4 separate regions of the Homo sapiens genome follow, and regions 1, 2 and 3 are each linked to region 4. The links are chromatin loops, found by intact Hi-C in ENCODE. Cell type or tissue: heart left ventricle. All regions are shown on one strand. Links, peaks and the distances in the headings refer to the core of each region. The heading gives the core; the rest is flanking DNA.

Region 1 (5,722 bases), core at 759-4,758, 700 kb after region 4:
TTTGAAGGCTTGTTAACTCTTCTATAAAATGTGGACGGCAGTACTTCTATAGCATGGGGTTGTTGTGAGGATTACATGAGAAGATCCATATGAAGTGTCTAGCACATTTCTGGTGTAACTCAGTCGACGTTAACTATGATCACATTTGGGCTGCTCACTTGCCTTTTCAAATCCCCCACCATTTGAAAAATGTCAGTGTTCTTTGGCACCACACAACCTGCTCCTGACAGTTCCCAGCTTCCTTAACTCTGGGGCATGCATTTCTACCACAGGCCTGCCCCACTTTCTGGCAACAACCTCCTAATCTATCTGCTCCTTCTCCCTGCCTGGGTCACCTCCTTCCTGTCTACCATGTCCTTGTCTCCCCGTAGCACTAGCCTAGGACCCTCCAACCTCAGCCAGATAGTCTACTTTCACTGAGACCTACACAGTTTGTGGTGTGTACCTGACTCATCTTGTGTGACTGTCATGTTTATTCTGTGGTTATATTTTTCATAATTCTTCCATTATAAGGATCCATATGGGGCTGAACCACTTCCTATACCCCACCCGCATTCCCACAAGCTGGATCGCATGTGAAGAATCTGATAATCTCTCTCTCATCTGGAGATTTGGTCTTAGTTCAGTAATGCCCCTGATCCAGGGAGTTAGTTGTCTAGGACACAGACTTGGCAGGGAGGTGAGGTGGCACTTTTCAGTGGCCATGACTCTGTAGCTGGGAAGCAAGGAAGCCACAGGGTGGTCTTGATCATGTGAACCAAGCCCGTGAGCTTGGAGGAGGGGTGGCACAGGGCCTGTGAGCGGTGGACACGCTCAGCCATGTTTCTGTGCTTCTGAGTTTTAGGCTTGTTAAATTTTCTTGATGTTCTTTGATTTCCCTTTCTCCTTTCTTTAGTAGCTTTGGAAATTCCAGTCTGTTTCACTTCTGCTGAAACACAGCAAGGATAAGGGAATTTTCCCTGGTGTGGCTCCATCTTTAAGATGACACTTAACTTTGGGAGGCAGAATGCCAGGGGCAGAGGGAGTCCGACCGAGGGCTCTCTATGGTGATCCCCCACCTGTGGCACACAGAGGATGCCCAAGTCAGCGAGCTGAGACCTTCCTGTCCCAGGGACGTGTAGAGCCAGGGAATTTGGGGGAGAAGATTTGGCTTGGCTTGTGCCTTATCTTTCCCATCATTCTGAGAGGTGAAGTGGCTCTTTCTCAGAATGGAATGGAGAGGAAGGAAGATTCTTGTGGTTACTGGAGAATTAGAACATGACAAGGTACTCGCTCCATTTTGTTTGAGATTTTATGAATTCTCAAAATATCAGAGGCATTTCTATCAAAAAAAAGAGAAAGGTCCCCAAAAGGCAACTCTTGAGTGACCACCATTTTGGAGGATTTATTCATTCTTGTCTTGTAGGTGGGTAATAAAGAATAAAATATAATTGTATAATACTTTAAAAAGACTATACAGGCAGTTGGGAGTCCGTCCACCAGGCTCTGCTCACTCGCTGAAAGGCAACGTGATTTACTATAAGATGCTTAACTTTGCTGTATATTTCCTGAGGTTTAAAATAAGATCTGTACTTATCTTTTCCTTTAAACTGACATGAATAAGGGAACATTTATGTCAAATAATTTGAGCAACTCAAAGGAGCAAAGTGCTTTAAAAATGCCAACTGGACTGTGAAGTTTTTAGGTATTTGAGGAGATCTACAAAATGGACTGGAAAAAATGGGCATGTCTCCAGAAATCACCAACAGCTGTGCGTTTAAAGATAACTAAAAATAATATTTCATATTGAGAAATTGGAATATCGGGGTTGAGTAGACCGGAAAATAGGGAAGAAAAGGAGAAGACACAGAAAAAAAAAGCCTTAAAACTTCGTGCTTCAGCAGTTGAACCTCTCTTGATTATCATTCCCAGAATTCCATTCTACTTTTTCCATTTTTTTTTTTTTTTTGAGATGGAGTTTTGCTCTGTTGTGCAGGCTGGAGTGCAGTGGCACGATCTTGGCTCACTGCCACCTCCGTCTCCTGGGTTCAAGTGATTCTCCTGTCTCAGGCTCTGAGTAGCTGGGATTACAGGCGCCCGCCACCACACCCAGCTAATTTCTGTATTTTTAGTAGAGACGGGGTTTTGCCATGTTGCCCAGGCTGGTCTCGAACTCCTGACCTCAGGTGATCCACCCACCTTGGCCTTCCAAAGTGCTGGGATTACAGGCGTGAACCTCCGTGCCCGGCCTACTTTTTCCAGATTTGGTCATGAGTTTCCTAGGGCTGCCATAATGAAGGACTACAAACTGGGTGACCTAAAACAAGAGATCTATTTTCTCCAATTCTGGAGAACAGGAGTCTGAAATCAAGGTGTGGGCAGGCCTGGTTTCTTCCGGAGCTCCTTCCATCTCTCCCAGCTGCTAACAGTCCTTGGTGTTCCTTGGCTAGTGGACGCATCACCCCCCTCTCTCCCTCTGTCGTCCCACCGCGTTCTGTCTCTGCATCTCAGTGTTCAAATCTCCTCTCCTTATAAAGACAGCAGTCACATTGGATGAGCGCCACCTAGTGGCCGAAGTTTAACTTGAGGACAACTGCAAAGACCCTCCTTCCAATAATGTCACATTGGCATGTAAAGAGGGGTTAGGACTTCAACATATTTTTTCGGAGAAGACATACAATTCAACCCAAAACACTGACCAAAACTTCACTTTCCCTGGGCGACCCCAGCATGGCAAGTTCTCTGCGTGAATAAGGCAGTGGTTGTTTAACAGGCGTGCCAGGAGGCTCAGGGAGCAGGAGCTACAGGGACCTGCATTGTATTCTAAGCGACATGAGGGCGCCTTGCTGTAGTTTCTTTCCTGGGTCTTATCATGCCTCTCCTAGCTCTCAGTTGCTCTTCAGCTTGCAATCCAAGACATGTATTTGTAGTTTAATGAACAAATCATATACTTAAAAAAATGGGTTAGTTTAATCTTAAAAAATCAAAGGCTTTAAAAAAGGGATCACAATGTATGTTTCTAGCCTCTTGCATTCACCTTTACCTTTCCTCCTCCATCTGCTACAGTCACAAGGAGAGCATCCACTTGACCTGTAGTCAGGGAGCACTGCTAAAGGTTGTATCTTCACTCAGCTGCAGTCAGCTTGTGACCGCAGATGCGTTATGAAATTAAATGTCCTCCTATTTTAAAGCTTCTACGAGTCATTAAAATTTTTTTGTTTATGGATATCATCAGGAGTGGTAGGGTGGGAGGAGGATAAGGGAAAGAGAAGAGGATGTTTTCAGCTGAGCAGAGGAAGCAAAGTTTGACATTTACAAGACCCGCATGTTATCTCTGGCCTGACCGTCTTGGTTCACATTCTTGTGTGGGTTCAAGTTTCCTGAGCACATGCATATTGACCTTAGTAAGAGGCCAACTCTGGATTGCCACGAGTCAGCTAACTCCTGCTGCCAGAAAATGGATTTTTTTTCTTCAGCAAGAAGTGCCTTGTGCAATTTTTCCTAATCAGGTCTGAAAAATAGTGACCTCTCATTTTGCAAAAACAGTTCACTATTGACAATATTAATAAAAACACGTGAGTTTACATAAATTAAGGGTTTTGGGTCTATTTCTGTGTGCTTTGACTGCAGTGCCTCCTAGTGGACACTTTTATGCTATACAAGTTTCTCATGGTTGATTAGTACTCACAGAAATGTTAAGAATGCATTTGAACAAACTCATTGTTTTCTACAGTAGGTTCCTCTTTTGTTTCTTGTTAGGTTTTAATTTTTCCCCAGCTAAGGTTCACTTCAATACATGACCAAATTGTGTCTATGTACAATCCTCTGATTGTTCAGAGGAAATTTTCTACACCCCCCTTTTCCTCATCTTAGGAGAGAATTTAAAGAGAATAAAATGCGCGCATGAGTAAGTTGCCATAAGAGCTTTTAAACTGTGGTTGGTAACATGATATATGTATCTGGAAAACTAGAATGCTAAAAATACCGCAATAATGAGGCTTTAAAACTAAGATGATTATGACTTAAACATTTAAAAGCAGGGTAGGAATATGAACTCATTCAGCAAGAGTTTGACATCTATTCCATTCTAGAGGGCTTGTGGCAAGTATGTGGGGAGGAATGGCCAATCCCCAGATAAAGGCCACCTGCTTGTTGCTTTCCTGCCTGTGACTTTATCCCCAGATGATTCAGAGAAGATAGGCTCTCCAGCCGCCCGCATGTTCCCTCTCACTGTGGATGTAATTGGGGTTCAGGTGAAAGTCCTCACCTCACTTCCTGGTGTTGTAGCTTCAGGAGTCTGCAGGGTGGCAAAGTCAAGTGATTCGAGCCAGGATTGTCTTACGTGGGGCCCAGCTTTGGAGGGTTCTGAAAGCTCCTTGAAAGTGACTGTAAAGCTATGACAGAGATTCCCAGACTTCGAGATTTTACAAAGAAGCCAAGGAATAAAGAAAGCTTTTAATGGGGGATTAAAGAAAGATGCCCAATTTAAAAAACAACAAACTTTTTTCCCTGTAATAGCGTTAAAAATAAACTACTAACGGGCTGGGTGCAGTGGCTCATGCCTGTAATCCTGGCACTTTGGGAGGCCGAGGCGGGTGGATCACCTGAGGTCAGTAGTTTGAGACTAGCCTGGCCAACATGCCAAAACCCCGCCTCTACTAAAAGTACAAAAATTAGCTGGGCGTGGTGGTGCACAGCTGTAATTCCAGCTATTCAGGAGGCTGAGGCAGGAGAATCGCTTGAACCCAGGAGGCAGAGGTTGCAATGAGCCGGGATTGCGCCACTGCACTCCAGCCTGGGCGATGGAGCAAGACTCCGTCTGAAAAAAAAAAAAAAAAGGAATAATGAAACAGCTACCATCAGCTACCATCACCTACCATCACTGGTTCATAAAAGAAAGAATGCTTTAACACAAAAGACAAGACATAATTTTAAAAGCAAGGACATTTCTTCCCAGGAGAAAATATTTTATGTAAAAGGTATAATGTGAATATGCATGTATATACACATACACACGCACATCTGTCCTTACTTTTCTTTCATTTCACCACGAAGCAAAGAATAGTTTCTTGTGAACTGGCAGTTGTCTGTGGACTGGCATTTGGGGACTGATATGAGAACTTTGTCCCTGAACTTTGACGTTCTCTGGTGTGACTTGGAGAGTGCCTCCACTAAGTTATTTCTTTGAAATCAGGACTCAGGACTACATTGTTGCTTTAGGAGAGCTTTTGCCCTCTTGAGTTACAGAACTCGTTCCCTGCTGGCCTCGGTTTGTGGTAGAGAACACGTGAGAAGGTCAGAGCTGAGAGGCTCTTGGGAACCACAGGACCCAAGGGGTCTGCTGGTTAATCCTCCTAATTTTGTGCAGAACAGTACATGATTATTCCAGACAGATGGGAATGTGCCCGTATGTTCAGAACCTCAGAGGAAGGATTCCAAAGCCTCCCTAGACATTGCATTCTAATGCTCAGGAATGCTCACTCTCACAGAGGAAATTTATAGACCCTTAGATAGCCATTTAGAGCCAGAACGGGTCTAACATGACTTGGTTTGAATTTCCTTATATTACAAAGTTGATAATCAGCCTTGATGACACAAAGGACATGCAGGGGTTCACTCAAGTTGTTTCTGGAGAGACCGACACTACTCTATCTGACCCACGCAGCCTAACACTGCAGCCTTACACAGGGAACCTAACACTGCAGCCTCGCACAGGGATGCACATCTCAGATGATGGGCGGGC
Region 2 (5,468 bases), core at 1,469-5,468, 59 kb after region 4:
GGGTTCCCCTACAAGCTCTTCCAGCTCCAATCCTCAAATTCTGCTTGCTTCCTCATTCTTGCAATGTGATGAAAACATTTTAAAATTCTTGTTTGAAATTCCTAACCATACCTTTATTTTCCTAAATACTGTTTAAGAAGCTATGAGCTGGGGAAAGATATGCACTGTTTGATATGGGATATGGTAGAATGCTGAGGTGAAGCCCATTGGTGTTAGAGGGGGAGAGAGGCAGGAGTGAAACCCATCAGTCTGGCCAAGTCCCTTAAGGAAGCTTTGGTGTCCTTGTCTTTGAAAGGGGGCTGCTAATTCCTGCCTCATGGAATTGTCTTGAGGATAAATTAGGTAATACGCAGAAAGCATTCAGCACAGTGCCTGGCAAATACTAAGCACTAAGAGAGGACAGTTAATTCACAGTTTAGCAGCAGCAGCAGCAGCAGCATCCACTATCCTCCCCTTCCCTGGGTGCCCCTCACTTGACTCCAAGCTCCCTGTCAGCTTCCTTTGATTCCTAGGAGGCTTTAAGTTGCTTCTGTTCCTGGGAACGTCTTGGTTCCTGTTCCTAGCATTTCTTTCTCTCAGCTTCCATAAGATGCCCCAAGTCCAAATAATAATTCCTCCTTTGTTGATGCTAGACCGAGGGCATTTCTGTCTGTTGTCAGCACAGAAGCTTCCTCAGAAAGAAGGGTAAATTAGCTCTTCAGAGCCACCGTTCCATGTGTCCAGGATGCTTCTCCTCCAGGGCACTGAGCACAGTCACTCTAGGTAGCTAGGGAAGGAGAAGGCATGCTGGATGGGAGGCAGTGCTGGGTTACAAGAGGCAGCATGCCGTGCAGATGTGAGCTAAACCCTTTCCCTTTCCATGAGAGAATCCCGATTTTATGCCTGCACCAGTCATATAAAGCAAAGAGGTGAGATACAATGATTGAAATCCCAAGAAAGAAACAAACATGAAAAAGAAAACAATTTCCTTTGGTCTATCTGTTTTTCCACTGCACAAATCTTGAAATTTTATATCTTTTTTTTTTCTTACACAGGGTCTGTCTCTGTTGCCTAGGCTGGAGTACACTGACATAAACACAGCTCACTGCAGCCTCAAATTCCTGGGCTTGAGTGATCCTCCCACCCCAGCCTCCCAAGCAGCTGGAACCACAGGCGGTGTACCACCATGCCCAGCTAATTTTTCGTTTTTTGTAGCAACTTGGCCTTGCTATGTTGCCCAGGCTGGTCTGGGACTCCTGGCCTCAAGCCATCCTCCTGCCTTGGCCTCCCAAAGTGCTGGGATTACAGGCACGAGCCAATGCACTGGGCCAAAATTTTATATTATTGAGATAAATGTCTGACTTTAGAAAAGAGTAAGTCATTAGAAGCAACATGTTGCCCCAAAGATGCTGTGATAGTAGAAATAGGAGACACATGCTTATAACAGGTGGTTAGAAAACAGGAATAAAATAGGGTGCTGATTAAATACAAATAAAAATTGGTGCCAGATTCCAATTTTGAAATATTAATCAGTGTGTACAAAATAAATGTGGTGGCCTTCTTCAGTCATCCCTCCCCCTCCTACCTTTTTTCCTGCTTTGTCTTAAAATCATCATTTCAATGAGCAAAACAGAAATCTATCTAAATATCACCATGGACTTGTTCCCTTCATGGCCTGATGAACCAATGAAAACTTCTGATGATGATGTAATACTTACAGCTATTTTTATTCTGGTGGCACAGACTCTCTCTTTATGTAGAGCAAATAGCAACAGAATCTCTTTAGAGTTACTTCAAAGGTGAATTCCACAGCTTCAAAGCCCAACCATGGACAACTCTCTTGTTATTTCTACCACCTCTCTGATATCAGAGACCTTTTCCCCATGTTCTGACATCAACGGAAATACAACAAAATCTTGACACAATGCGAGGGACCGTTCTATAGGTCCGGCAGGGTCTGCCTTCTGCAGAGCAGGTATTTAATAAACAATGGAAGTCTACAGCTCAAGACACCCACAGGGAAGGTGGCCCCAAAGTTTAAGCAGGAATCTAAAACAGCAGCTTTGTCAGAGACCGACAGGGTGACTGTGGAAAGTGTCACCTCCTTTCTCTACTCACAACCAAAGTGTTTCATACCATTACAAATATCACAAGAAATTCAAGGGAAGAATTTCAGAGTCAGGCCCAAGATAAGAGCTATTTTATCCGAGGAAAACATAGATGACTAATGAACTCCTGAACAGAAAACAGGGGTATTTGGTTTCTTCCAAATAAAAATAAAACCTTTGGTACATTCCACATTCCCTTTCAACCATCTTCCCGCAGAGCCTGGAACTGTTGGCGCTCTTAACTTTTGTTGAAAACCATGAGTATTAGCAACAATGGGAATTTAATTTATGGCCCAAAAATAAATAACTTATGTTTCAGTAGCATTGATTTAGGCTGCAGAAACAGGCGTGAGACTTTGCCAAAGAATATATCTGATTCTTCCAAGTTCCCCTTTCAATGTGTACAATGAGGCCCTTCTATAAATATAAAGGTACATGATGTGTTCAGTCATGTAACGGCAGGTTTTACAAACCCCTTTAGCTCTGAATATGTGAACACGCACACATATAACATTTTAACGTCAAATCTGCCAACAATTTTATAATCTGATGTTATTAGTGGGTAAAACTGTTCTGGTTTTGAAAGAGGGAGAAATAATCAGGTATTGAGTACATTCTTTGAAATTAATGCTGGATAAAATTAATAATTATGGTAAAAAAAATTCAAGCAACACCAACAAAACACTGAGGGTTAGAAGAACGTATTTAAAGTAGCCATCTTTAAAAATAAATGGGGAGATTGGACTTATAAGCTTATATCCTATAAGTACATAAATATATATATATCTACACATCAAAAACTATTCTCAAGAGCTTTGAAAGACACTAAATACAAAATAAAAACACACAACTCTATGAAATAAAGAATTCCTACCTAATAATGTAAAAAAATTCATATCAGATTAAATTATAAGACTCATTTCTTTACTCTCTTATAGTAGTGTTATACGTCCATACTCTCACCATGGCCTTGTGTGGCCAAAGGTATTTTTCCCTTCTTGGCTTTGGACTTGGCCATGTGACTTGCTTAGGCCTCCTGGTTATCAGCAGGTGGAGGCGTGAAATGTACCTGAGTTACTGGGTTTGTGCTCTTATGCCCCTCCTGCCTTTGTCCATGAGAATAACACACTTTAAGTAGCCTCTGGTCCAATGAGGCTGAAAGACTGTGGAGTAAGCTTGGATGCAACCCAAATCTTAAAGCCAAGTCCAGCCTAAACCAGCTGAACCCCAGTTGATCCACAGAAACATAAGCAAGAAATAAATGTGCATTGTATGACACCGAGATTTTATGCTTGTTTACTGTAACCTAGCCATACCTGGCCATACTCAGTCCTTACACAATAAAAAGAAAAGTACAACAAATGAGGGAGTCATAATGTATTCATTATTAATGTGGTTTCTGTTTGGTTTCCCATGAACAGCTGATTAAGAAAAATGTAAAGGATCTTGAGAATACTGTTATAACCTTCTTGACTGAAAATATTTTAAACAGATACACCTTACTATTTTGTCTGGATTCTCTCCTTCTATAACATAAATGAGGAGCCATAATCAATCAGACACCAGGGTGGTGAGGGGAGCGTGAGCAGGACTGCTTAGCAGAACTGTGAGAAATAAATATCTGTTATTTAAGCCACCCAATCTATGGTATTCTGTTACGGCTGCCTGAGCAGACTAAAATCAAGAGAATCCCAGGCCAAGAGGCCATGCAAAATCTAGGTGGTGAGTACCAGCAGTGTCACTGACACAGTAGCAGAGCTGAAAGCCCTGTCCAAGCAGCCTCATCATCTTCTCACTGGCCTCACCCTATTTCTCAAAATCACTTGCTTGCCAGAGAAGAGCTTTTTTTCTATTCCAGAAATCAGTTGGCAGTATTTAGAGGAAAAGCTTTCTCTTGAATTTAGCTACCTTTCTGATACTGATAAAATTATCGATCCCATATTCTAACCAGCTTGAGGAAATTCATTTATTACAAGCTGTGTATTCCTTCACTGTTGGAGGACTGTCATGCCTTCATCAAAGAACAAGACGAATTTATAAGCAATGTGTAGCTAACTTTCTAAGTGCTCTACACAGAGAGCACAAACAAACTCCTCAAACTGGGATCACTTCCCCCCCTATTTCCACTAGGGAAGTAGAAATGGTCCATCTCAATCACCTATGTATTTATTGAACCGCTCATATATTAATATAAGTAAAACTGTGGAGAAAGGTGGGCTTTTCTATTCCTGTTTAATAAAAACTTGGGATAGTCCTACTTTGACCCCCTAGATCAGTTTCAGGCCTATTTCTCAATTTAAAAATAAAGTTTCTGTTCCATTTAGACATTCTCTCAATTACTGAGTCTTCATTATATATTCCAAGCATGATACATCCATTAAAATCCCTTGGAAGCAAGATTATTTCATCCAAACTTAGCCCCAGGGGAACAAAAGTATTTAAATGTGCAATTTATTCAACATAAACAGCAGTTCTGACTTGAGGATGTTCAGCTTAATAAGCTATGGAATTCAGTTTTCGTGCCACAGCAGATGACTCCTGAGTCATGATTGAAAATATCACTCATTTTAATAAAGATTGTAATAACTGGCCCCCCAAAATAAGGAAAACATCAAAAACAATCTAGAACATGTATTTTCTGTGTTCGTGAAAATATGATGCAAAATCTGAGGTCTGTAGTCCAGGAGAAGTAAATAGTGAAAGTACTGCTCGGGCGTTAAAGTGACATGAGATGGCTCTGAATGTTATAGTTTAAAAATACTCTCCAAGAATACAAGCCAAATGACTGCAGGATTATAAGTCCTCTCTCCCAGTTGTTCAGGTATTAAAAACAGGCACAAGTAAGAATAACCTTCAACAGAACTAATAAACAGCACGTGAGTAATAATGCAATACACCCCAGTGAGGATACTACACCATGACACCCCAGTGAGGATACTACACCATGTATCTTTTCCTCTTTTTGCCAAATACCTCTAAATAATAATGTCGACTTCCTTCCTTCTGCATAGTCCCTCCTCTTTAAAATTTAAAAAAAAAAAAGCGTTAAAGGAAATATGATTTAAATGTCAAATTAAGGGCACATTCTTGGGTTCCTCCCTTAGAAGCAATGCTCTCACTGCTGGAGGTACTGATGGTGCCTAGAATTCAACTTCCCCAGCTGCCATTACAGCATCTGCAGTTACTTAATGCTATCGTCAATTTTCCAATATTTATGGATGATGAGCCACGCCCATCATCTGCCAGTCCACCTGTCCCCCAGACATAACTCTGCCCCCTTGTGGCAGATCAGACTCTACTGCAAGCTGCCAGGCTGCATGCAGAAAACACTGCCTGGTGGACAAAAGCCATCCAGCCCTGCTGCATGCTTCTTCCCCTTCA
Region 3 (5,722 bases), core at 1,046-5,045, 710 kb after region 4:
GTCATGGAAGCAAGTGCAGTACGTGGGTGGAGATTGGCAAAAGGAAAGGAGTGATGGCAAGCCAGGAGCTAGTTCTTGAACTTCTGTTCAGACGTGAAACACATCACATCTCCCCGCAATTCAATGGCCAAAGCAAGTCACAGGGTCCCTCCTGACCTCAATGGGCCAGGGAGGTTTTATCCTACTACTTGGAAGGGCATCTCAAATCCCATGGCCACGTGCGACATCAGTGGATGGGGAAAGCACAGTCCTCCACCAGGGAGGGGCAACAAATGTTTTGGGTAATACAACCCCCCACAGATAGATACTGCTATTCTCCCACTCTACTGGTGAGGAAAATGAAGCAGGGTAAGGATGGCGTCCAATTCTCAAACTCTATAAAGGAAGCAATTGATTTGAACACCTAAAAGACTATATAGATTTTATCTAATTCAAATGCAAGCAAAGCAAAACAGAACAAAAATACAGTGTCAGGGACATAATCACACAGAAGCATCAGAATCAAACCCTATATATCACTTTTTTTTTTGAGTCAGAGTCTAGCTCTGTCATCCAGGCTGCAGTGCAGTGGTGCAGTCTCAGCTCACTGCAACCTCCGCCTCCTGGGTTCAAGCGATTCTCATGCCTCAGCCCCCCGAGTAGCTAGGATTATAGGCGCCCACCACCACACCCAGCTGATTTTTGTATTTTTAGTAGAGATGGGGTTTCACCATATTGGCCAGTCTGGTCTTGAACTCCTGACCTCAGGTGATCCATCCGCCTCAGCCTTCAAAAGTGCTGAGCCACTTTGGGAGCCCGGCATATAGGCGTGAGCCACCACCCCCCGGCCTATATGCCAATTTTAAAAAAAGAACAAAAATTAATTTTCACCTGAATTTTCAATATCCCAGGGTGTAGTTAGGGGAAAAAAATATTAAGAAATTCTCTATAAGGAAAAACACCAAGAGATTTCTTTTCAAAAGAGCCAATCTAAGGCTGGGTGCGGTGGCTCACGCCTGTAATCCCAGCACTTTGGGAGGCTGAGGCTGGCGGATTGGTTGAGGTCAGGAGACCTGCCTGGACAACATGGTGAAACTCTGTCTCTACCAAAAATTACAAAAGTTAGCCAGGCGTGGTGGCGCATGCCTGTAGTCTCAGCTACTCAGGAGGCTGAGGCAGGAGAGTCACTTGAACCCCGGGAGGCGGAGGTTGCAGTGAGCCGAGATCGCACCACTGCACTCCAGCCTGGCAACAGAGTGAGACCGTGTCTAAAAAAACAAAAACAAAACAAAACAAAACAAAAAACAAAAAAAGAGCAAAACAAAAACAGCCGATGGAATCTTATCTGACTTATACAAATGAAATTCAGATTCTAAAATCAAGAGTCCAGACACCTTAGGTGATCTCAGAGAAGATCCTGTTTCATATGGGGGATTCTCTAGTGTTTTACATTTCTCATGTGACTTTGAAATTTGCCAAATGTAAGAAATAGCTGAGAGGCAGTAAGTATTGTTATTTTCAGGGGAAATCATTTCTACGAGAAAATAGGAACCCGGAATGAAAAGCTCGTGGAGTTTGGCGGGAAGAACAACCAAGAGGAAGGTGAAGATGCTGAGCTGGAACCCGGATAACTATGTCTGTGAAAGCAAGTTGGATTTACAGACTTCCCAGAAACTATGATCCTACCCTACATCCTTCTGCGGTCCCACGAGAATACTTAAGAGCTTTAAATGCTGTCAAACTGGAAAGAGTATTTGCAAAACCATTCCTTTTTCCCTGAATGGTCACTGAGACGGAGTCAATTGCTTGGCAAAGCATCCAAGGAGCCTGGCTCCTGTCCTTTCTGGGCCATGTGATGGAGAGGTTAGAATCTGGAACCTGACTCAACGGAAATGTGTCCGTACAATACAAGCACATGAAGGCTTTGTACGAGGAATATGTCCTCACTTTTGTGGGACTTTTCTTATTTTTTAATTTTTTTTTTGAGACGGAGTCTCGCTCTGTCGCCCAGGCTGGAGGGCAGTGGCGCGATCTCGGCTCACTGCAAGCTCTGCCTCCCGGGTTCATGCCATTCTCCTGCCTCACCATCCCGAGTAGCTGGGACTACAGGCGCCCGCCACCACGCCCGGCTAATTTTTTGTATTTTTAGCACAGATGGGGTTTAACCGTGTTAGCCAGGAGGGTCTCGATCTTCTGAGCTCGTGATCTGCCTGCCTTCGCCTCCCAAAGTGCTGGGATTACAGGCGTGAGCCACCGCGCCCGGCTGGGAGTTCTTTTTTTTTTACTGTTGGTGATGACAGGACTGTGAAGCAGTGGGAATTGGAGGGCTCAGGCTATGGAGAAGGGGAAGTCCTTTTGCATATGGTATTAAGAAGGCGGCGGACACTGGGACTGATCATCACTGGAAAGAAGCTGTTTTTGCCACATGTGGACAGCAAGTAAACATTTGGGATGAACAAAGAACTAATCCTGGCCGGGCGCGGTGGCTCACACCTGTAATCCCAGGACTTTAGGAGGCCAAGGCGGGTGGATCACAAGGTCAAGAGATCAAGACCATCCTGGCCAACTTGGTGAAACCCCGTCTCTACTGAAAATACAAAAATTAGCTGGGCGTGGTGGCACGTGCCTGTAGTCCCAGATACTCGGGAGGCTGAGGCAGGAGAATCGCTTGAACCCAGGAGGCAGAGGTTTCAGTGAGCCGAGATTGCGCCACTTCAGTCCAGCCTGGCGGCAGAGCGAGATTCCATCTAGAAAAAAAAAAATTCACTTAAAAGTCATACTGGGCTTATTACTTATTACACAGTAGAAATTAGCCAAGTAAGCGATACTGTTTTTTTTTGAACAAGCCTGCCACCTTGTGGTTATTTGGAAAACCAGACTGGCAAAACCAGGGCTCTGCAGTGCCTTTGCTTCCACACATACTTATTGAGTGTCTAATGTCACAGTCACCACGCTCTGTTCTAGGCTCTGAGCTTACAGCAGTGAATGAAATGGACTAGGAGCCACACTATTCTGGAGTTTATGTCTCATAGCATAAGAACATGTGTATCTAAGTTAGTATTTGGAAACGTATCCCACCTTCATCAGCCTCTTAACCTAATAGCCTACCTACATGGGAGCCCCTCTTCCCTATCATTCTTCATTCTGTAGGTAGGCAAAATACCCCTGTTCCTATAAAGCCCATCCCTTTCCTGTTTCTATTCCCTGCACCCAAACACACCTTGCCTTTTCAAGGACTCAAGGACTCAAGGACTTTGCATCTGTATCTGGCTCCTCTTCCTCCAACATTCAGCTCCCTGGCCCTTGTATACCTATCAGCATATACACACGCTCTCAAAAGCCTTCATTACAAAACCTTTTCCTTAATCCAAAATTCTCTCTAGCTAATGCTGCATTTCTCTGCTTCCTGTCACAATCAATAAAACTTCTGGAAAGTTTCGTCTGTGTTCACTGTCTCCATTCCCCTCCACTCACCTTAGCCCAGGGCATCTGTTACCACCACTCCCCTGGAACCTGTCCAGCCAGCGCCACACACCACTCCCATCCCCAAAGCGCCCCTGGGTCCTCACCCCACTCTATCTCTCAGCACTGAACACAGCAGACTGCTGCCCTTGCCTCCTTCCAGCAAGCCTTTGTGGCTCTCAACTAGCGGCACCCTGTACCCACTACCATCCTCTCCTCATGATCGCAGGGCTGGCTCTCATGGCTCAGCTCTCCTCCTCCTACACACCTTCCACAAGCGTTCATTAGAAAGCGGCCCCTCCTGAGAGGAAGCACTATCTGGAGTGACCTTATTCTTTTTACCTCTTATGCCTGCAAGCCTTGCGTCTGCCCTGTTTGTTGCTGAATTCCCAGCACTCAGGAATCGTTTCCAGTGTTTAGTAGGTGACTCAAATTATGTTTAGTTTGCATATGTTTAAAATTCATGTTGCCATAGTGGCCACCCCATCCCCTCCTGGTGTAGGGGCAATCTGGTATTGCAAAAACAGAAGCAGAAAGGCGTTGAACTGACTGGAGCAGCATCTTTGGCACTGAGAAGATCCTTTAACCTCAATATGTCTTAGATTTTCAATTTATAACATGAAGAAATTGGACTACAGTGCAGATGACAATGACATATCAGCTTTGGGGTGAGATCAGATTAACTGGCAGTAGAATCTGGGGCATAGTATTACGAAATACTTTTTAGCCACAGAAAGAATGCTTTGATTGATTGATATTGATTGGTTATCAATACCTACCCCGAATGTGGGAGGGGACTTGGCTGTGTATTTTTGGACATGGTTTCTTTCAGTTCTAAATTTTAAAGAGTGTTTTAAAAAGCTTTTCAAAACATTGTTGTTTCAACTGAATTTAATTTAATTTAATTTTTTTTGAGATGGAATCTCGCTCTGTCACCCAGGCTTCAGTGCAGTGGTGCGATCTCTGCTCACTGCAACTTCTGCCCCTGGATTCCAGTGATTCTCCTGCCTCAGCCTCTCAAGTAGCTGGGACTACAGGTATGCACTACCACGCCTGGCTAATTTTTGTATTTTTAGTACAGACAGGGTATCACCATGTTGATCAGGCTGGTCTCGATCTCCTGACCTCAGGTGATCTGCCCGCCTCGGTCTCCCAAAGTGCTGAGATTACAGGCATGAGCCACTGTGCCCAGCCTCAGTTGAATTTTAGAATTGAACTAGACAAACTTTTGAAGGGTTCTCAACATGTAGTGATATAATAAAAATGAAATTCAGACTCAGAATTATTAAACTGCAGTCTTCAGGAATTAATCTAAGATAACTGAAAATACATCTGCATCTATTCATTTAGCCAGGATTCATCTGCTATCCTATATCATGAGGTAAAAGTATTATATTGTAGAATGTTAAAAAATGTCCCATTCAGAAAAATGTCGTGCACTAAACCTGGCATTTATTCTGCTTCCTATTTCATTTCCTTTTATCTCTATGCCTTTTAGTTGACTGACATTACTTGCTTTCTTCCCCCCATTTTGCTTCTCTACAAGGAGATAATTCCAGATTACATTGGCAGATATTTCAAGCTATATTTCAATTACTAGGATATTGTGAAATTCATGAGATTAAAATAAAATAAACCTCAGAAGGGAGTATAAGCCTCTCCTAATGGAAATTGGGATTAAATTCAAATGTCATCACCTTATGTCATAAATGTTTTGAGTGGATGAAAAAAACAATGAAATGTATTTAAATACATGAAAGAATGTACAGAGTTAACCTTAGTGAAAAGAAAAAATAATGATTTGAGAATGTGGAAATATTCACATGAAATTCTGTATATGACATGTTAAAAAATTAGAGAACTCTTTTTTCTCCATTTATTTGTTGCTCCCAGATAATTTCCTAAGGTAGATAAGATAATACATATTAAAGCAATTTGAGTTATTTGAAAGGAACCTTCAAACTCACATTATTATAGTTTAGGAGTGATTTTAGCAGAAGCAAATTATTAATGATACAGATCAGGAATGGGCAAACTGCTTCCCTTGTGTCAAGAGTGACCTGCTAGGTGTTATGTAAATAAAGTTTTATTGGAACATAGCCATGTCCATTTGTTGACACATTGTCTGTGGCTGCATCCTGATACAGTGGCAGTGGTGGGTAGTGTCAACAGAAATCTCATGGCTTTCAAAGCAAAATATATTCACTATTTGACCCTTTATGAAAAATTTTGCTGACTTCTGCTCTAGATTATCAGCATCTCTATCAGACTCTGTATTTCT
Region 4 (5,722 bases), core at 706-4,705:
GATAATTTGTCATGAGACGGGACATTTGATGTCAACTTTTCAAATTCCCTTATTTTATAGGTGAGGAACGTGAAATCCAACTTTTTGCAGCTAGTATGAGGCAGAGCCAAGACCCAAGGCCAGGACTCTGGGTTTCCAATACAGTTCTGATCCTTTAAAATGTGTGCCCTCTTCAAAGGGTGAATACATTCAATGATATTCTTTGAAGAGACCACATGGCAATTCAGAATGAGAAGGAGCATTTCATGTTCCTCACTCCTTCCTAGAACCAGAAGAGATGAGGTGTGATTGACCAATACCAACGTGCCATCATGCAGGACCAACCCTTTCCAGGAAAACAGAGCACTTCATGTGCAGAATCCAAATACTCAGCAGAAACCAAGATCTACGCTTAGTGGTTGGTTGATGTTTAACACAGGTGTCATCTGCACACACACACATACACACGCTGAGTTGCTACGTAATGAAACTCTAGGTTTTCCCAGAGAGCCTTATTTGGAAAACACATAACTAGAAAAAAGATCTCCTGTGAATGCTGGGCAAGGCTTGGGGAACAGATCTTTTCCATGGTGTGTAGCTGTCTTCCCACCATCCTTGGCACTGATCACCATGCAACATAAGGCCCAACTAACATAAAAGGAAATGAAAATACCTAAGGCTTCAAAACATTTTGAGTTTGTACTAAGTTCCTAAACAAACAATACAAGTCTTCTGTGACTGACGCTCAACTAAGGGAGAAAATTCATTACCAGTAGCTTTATTAATATTTCCTCCTTAGTTTCAGAGAGACCATGCACTTTCCAAGTTCAAAAGGAAATAGGTTCTTTGGTTCATCTTTCTATCCATCTCCCCTCCCTCTCGCCAGCCTTCCAGCTTTCTCTCACACTCTTGCCTTCACTAAGGAGTGAACTCACCACACACTCCAGCCACAAGATAAAGACCATTTAAGAGTCACCCCCGATGACCATCATCCCCAACTTTCCATCCTCGTAGCCAGTCCAGTTCAAGTAGTTCCCAGGGAGAAGTCACTACAAGCCCCAGCCTCTACATGGCCATGCCATCTATCAAATGGGCTTTGCTCAAGGATCTGTAACTGTAAATGACTCCCAAAAAAGCCCCAGCAGATGCCATCTGGTTAAGTTTTCCTTCTTACGGAAAAACTAGTCAGGTGTTTTGATGAAGGCCATTCTCCAATCAAGCAATTCTTTATCAAAGAAGCCTAAGCCAGGGCAAAGTCCTTTTTCAGCAGCTGAAGAATTTCTGGTTTTACCTGCCAGTGAAACTCTAAGGGAATAAAACATGGAAAGATGGCTCCTTAGATAAGCAAACTCACTTTGTCCACAGAAAGGAGCTTTGGCTTCTCAGTAGAATTTCAAACCAACATCCCTTCTTTCTTCCTCCCTGTCCCTATTAGAATACAATTTACCATATACATTGGGAGGTCTGGCCAAATAAGCCCTTCATGCAGTTCCTGCAGCTGTAGTTGTGAGACACCCAGGGCACTGTTTAAGCAGCAGCTGTGTGGGCCTTACTGAAGAGATGGAGATGGAGCAGGCCTGGGTGAGGCTCAGAAATCTGCATTTTAACAGGTGTCCTAGATGATGCTGAGGCAGGTGTGTCTTACCTTAAGAGTCACTGTGAGAAATACCCTTGATAAAGTAACACTGAATTCCTGTCCTACAAATAAAGAGGAGGGAGACTTCTGCTTCTGGGCAAGACGGTGTGAGAGGGAGCTGATATACCCAACCCACCTGAAACAAAGAAAATCTATGCAACAACGATTTTCAAAACTCTGGGCATTAGGCAAGGAAGGACAGTGACTCCTAAGGGATGAGAAACCAATAAGGGAGTTATGTGATCACCCAGCTCGCTGCCTTGAGTGTTTCCTGGCCTGGGAGCAGGGGCAGCAACCCAGGTACCACCTGGCAACTCCCTGAGTTGAGGAGACATTGCTGAGGGTCCAAAAAGGAGATCCAAGGGGCCAGAGTTTGCAGGACCCAGTGCCAGAGAGTAGAGCACAGTACAGAGGGAGATAAAGGGAGAGGTCTGATGTGGGGGATTCCTGGAGTCTTCAGCTGAGGCTTTGCTGGCACAGGCGTGTGAGGAGCCCGGAGGCCAGGAAAGAGCCATCAGAAAGGACTAGAAGGAACAGTGTCTTTGGCCAAGAATGACACCTAGTCCCACCAACTAGACCGAAAAACTTCAAAATTCACAGACATGGGTAGAATACTCAGAAGGGTCTTGCCTCAGTAGCAGAGAATAATCAGTCCTAAACTAAATGCGGCTCTGGTCCTAACAAGTCTTAAAAGCAGACCTTAGGCCGGGCGTGGTGGCTCACGCCTATAATCCCAGCACTTTGGGAGGCCGAGGTGGGCAGATCATGAGATCAGGAGATCGAGACCATCTTGCCCAACACGGTGAAACCCCATCGCTACTAAAAGTACAAAAATTAGCCAGGCCTGGTGGCATGCGCCTGTAGTCCCAGCTACTCAGGAGGCTGAGGCAGGAGAATCACTTGAACCCAGGAGGCAGGGGCTGCAATGAGCCGAGATAGCGCCACTGCACTCCAGCCTGGGCAACAGAGCGAGATTCTGTCTCAAAAAAAAAAAAAAAAAAAAAAAAAAAAAAAAAGCAGACCTTAAAAGGATCAAACTGATTTTAAGTGATTCAACCGCCAACTGTAGGATACAAAGTGGTGAGTTTTGTTATGAACAAAATAACTCAGTCAAACTGGGATGTGAAGCAGTTCACTTATTTTACTTTTATGTGTATCTTTTAAATTATCATGTACCTTTGTTCCCTTAAAAAATATAGTTATCAAAACAATGTTTAAATATTATAAGATTTGTCTTTGTGTAGTTTAATGCCTGCATAATGGAATTTCTAATGCACTTGGCTGGCAGTTTCAGAATGCAGCACACAGTATTCTCCATTAGGGGGTTCTGTAAGACTAAGAAATAGGACACTCTTGTGCTCTTTAAAAATAGATTGTAATTCTGTAAGACAGAACATGTGCTAGCAGCCTGTTTCATCCCTTTCACCAATAGTATCTTTGAGCACTAGAAAAAATAATGCTGCAACAAAATGAATCTTGGCATAGAAGAAATACTATCTCATTATCATTTAACTTCTGTTCGTTTTAATAAATATGCAGTGAATGTACATTAACTGTCACCATTCCTGGCTCTGGGACTGAGGGTTGACTAAGGCACAGCCTGTAACCAATAAGTTAAAGTGTACATGTGACCCAAGAATGATGCAAAGCCTACACACACTGGTGATACATGAAACTCACCTTTAAAAAATGGCATTTAATTGTATCTAGGGCTATTGGAGATACATGAATTTGAAAACTATGTTGGGGATTGGATATATGAGGAGAGCTTGTTAAATGTAAGATCTTTTCACTATTGTACATTTTACAGGACAATGTTTTAGCATATACTAATGAACTTAAAAGTGTTTTTACAACTCAGTTATTTTTGAAAGCAAAAAATTATATTTTTAATATATCAAAGCTAAAATATTTTCACATATTTCTTGAGCTTTAGATTTGAGGAGATAATTACCAACCAGAGATAGGAAACCTGGAGTAGATGGAAAAAGAGAGGGAGGGAGAAAGTATATGGGAGGCAGGGAGAGAATATGAATGAATCCTGATAGTCAGGTTTGAGTTCTTGGGTCCTGTTGGGCCCAAAAGGCAAGGTGCAAAGCAAATCCACCCATGGACATCCCCCATAATTGGAGCCAGTTCCCTTGTGCCTTAAGCTGGTTTCTGGCATTTGTAAAACAAAATAAAGTGTCCCATGTTTCAGTGGGAGCAATGGAAAATTGTTTAAAATATCTTAAATTATGAATAAACGTAACTATTAAAAAAGAGTTATAAGATTACACAGATTACTATGACAGTTTTATTTAGGTGGCAATTTGTAGTAGAAAGGAAAGATGCAATTAGGTTATATAATAAATCAAGCAAAGGCAGTTTGTTAACAATTCAAATAAAGGGGGTTACAGGCACCATAAAAAAGAATAGCTAACACTCACCAGGGGTCAGGTAGTGAACAGCATCTTATAAACTTACTATCTTATAAACTTACTACTTACTTCAATCCTTACAACCAACCTGTGAGTGAACTACTGTTTATTATTCCTGTTCAACAGATTGAGAAAGTTGAGGCCCAGATACATTAGCTATCTTGTTCAAGGTCACAGAATGAATCCACAATGGAATAGGGAAGTAATGCATAGAACTGGGAATGCTCCTAATGTGGGGCGAGATACAGAAAAAACACTCTCCGGATTGGAACATGGGGACCATTGCAAAGATGAGTAGGGAAGCACATTAGGGCAGTGCCACAGGCAGGATTATGGATCCCTAAATGCCAAGCTACACAAATAGAAATCAAAATAGTTAAAAAGCGGCTTTGGTTCCCAGGTGAAACTCCTTGGTCCTAAGGCATCTAGATTCTTATTTTCTCTCTGAACCCCTCCAGCTGTTCCTAAATTAGTACCCACAAAGTGATTCCATAATCATGAACCCAACTTCACAAACTTCAATTACAACACGTGCCCATAATAACCATGACCATGGCAACTATCTGCTAAGCTCTCCCTGTGTGCCAGGCACTATGTTAAGCACTCTGCCCGCACTGTCCCAATGTCCTCCACATGATCCCCCTAGGACCCCATCCCATTACGATACCCTGCAAGGCAGGGTTATCTCCATTTTACCCAAGAGAAAACTGAGGCTGAAAAGGGCTTGAAACACAGCAGATCTCCTGGTTACCGACCACGACCGTCGCATCTGGTAACGTTCTTTCAGGGCAACTATGAATTGCAATTAATTTATGACATTTGTAACACTGACTCCCTATGAGACTTTAAATCCCATGAAGGAATTCTTGGACAGTGCTCTGTCTTCAGTAGCTAACAGAGCTTGACATCTATGAGGCACATAAAAATACTGAATGAATATAAACAGTAAACATCCAAAGAAGAAAATATCAAAAATAATTAACAGTGGTTATTTGGTGGCACCATGTTTTTAATTCACTTATCCGAATGTTTCTATACATTACGTGTTGGTAATAATTAGCATGCATTCCCTCATATGTATAAAAATATACAAAATAATAGACAAAAAGTCCTATTAAAAATCTAGAAAACAACTGTCATCTATAGGGAAGAGTTTTGTTTTGTTCTTTCTTGCAAATGGGCAGTTAAAATGCCTTCAAAATTAGCTAATTAGGAAATACGGGCCAGGCACAGTGGCTCACACCTGTAATCCCAGCACTTTGGGAGACAAAGGCGGGAGTATCCCTTGATCCCCAGAGTTCATGACCAGCCTAGACAACATGGCAAGACCCTGTCTCTACGAAAGAAAGGAAAGAAAGGAAGAAAGAAAGAAAGATGCTTCATATATTCCAAGACTTTCTGGAACTGAAAATCGGTATTTCATATGAGATTTCTGCGGGCAAAACTTGAGCCTTAATGTGTGACTTGGGGATCCCTGGATCCATGAGTATCTCCTGCGGGCACTGTTCCCACATGGCCCACCAGCATTTGTGATACCAGTAGAGAACAGAACTGGGCCCTGACGAATATCCAACCTTCACATGAAATATCAGAGAAAAATGACTCCCTTTTTGGTTTTGCTTTTCAAGTTTTTGTAGGGCAACTGCACCCCGCTGGAGAACATTTTCAGACAGTGTTGTCCTCTCTC

Evidence for each region. Peaks named below come from ENCODE experiments on the same cell type or tissue, not always from the same donor. Only the 100,000 strongest peaks of a DNase experiment are listed, where the experiment ranks them.
Region 1: it touches region 4 in a loop (5-fold over the local background); 50 of 110 quality-filtered maps call a loop at or near these places.
Region 2: a loop joins it to region 4, with 8 times the contacts of the local background. A loop is called at or near these places in 79 of 110 quality-filtered maps.
Region 3: it touches region 4 in a loop (5-fold over the local background); 45 of 110 quality-filtered maps call a loop at or near these places.

What each region holds. Positions count from the first base shown.
Region 1 is chr5:17,187,057-17,192,778 of GRCh38, forward strand. All of the region lies in intron 1 of BASP1-AS1 (BASP1 antisense RNA 1), which reads right to left. Among named protein-coding and RNA genes, the nearest start is that of BASP1-AS1, 28 kb to the right of the region's middle. RefSeq lists a silencer at 3,224-3,518. In heart left ventricle, for the core only: CTCF peaks have their summits at 2,562 (motif pointing left), 2,770 and 3,607 (motif pointing left); a DNase peak (open chromatin) is centred at 2,545.
Region 2 is chr5:16,545,159-16,550,626 of GRCh38, forward strand. All of the region lies in intron 3 of RETREG1 (reticulophagy regulator 1), which reads right to left. Among named protein-coding and RNA genes, the nearest start is that of RETREG1-AS1, 68 kb to the right of the region's middle. In heart left ventricle, for the core only: a CTCF peak has its summit at 5,374 (motif pointing left); no DNase peak of the experiment used is centred there; H3K27ac peaks cover 3,782 bases.
Region 3 is chr5:17,200,696-17,206,417 of GRCh38, forward strand. All of the region lies in intron 1 of BASP1-AS1 (BASP1 antisense RNA 1), which reads right to left. It also overlaps the pseudogene DCAF13P2. Among named protein-coding and RNA genes, the nearest start is that of BASP1-AS1, 14 kb to the right of the region's middle. RefSeq lists a silencer at 2,782-2,861. In heart left ventricle, for the core only: a CTCF peak has its summit at 2,834 (motif pointing left); no DNase peak of the experiment used is centred there; H3K27me3 peaks cover 3,015 bases.
Region 4 is chr5:16,486,485-16,492,206 of GRCh38, forward strand. The region is part of intron 3 of RETREG1 (reticulophagy regulator 1); the gene reads right to left. Among named protein-coding and RNA genes, the nearest start is that of ZNF622, 24 kb to the left of the region's middle. In heart left ventricle, for the core only: a CTCF peak has its summit at 2,911; no DNase peak of the experiment used is centred there; H3K27ac peaks cover 1,068 bases.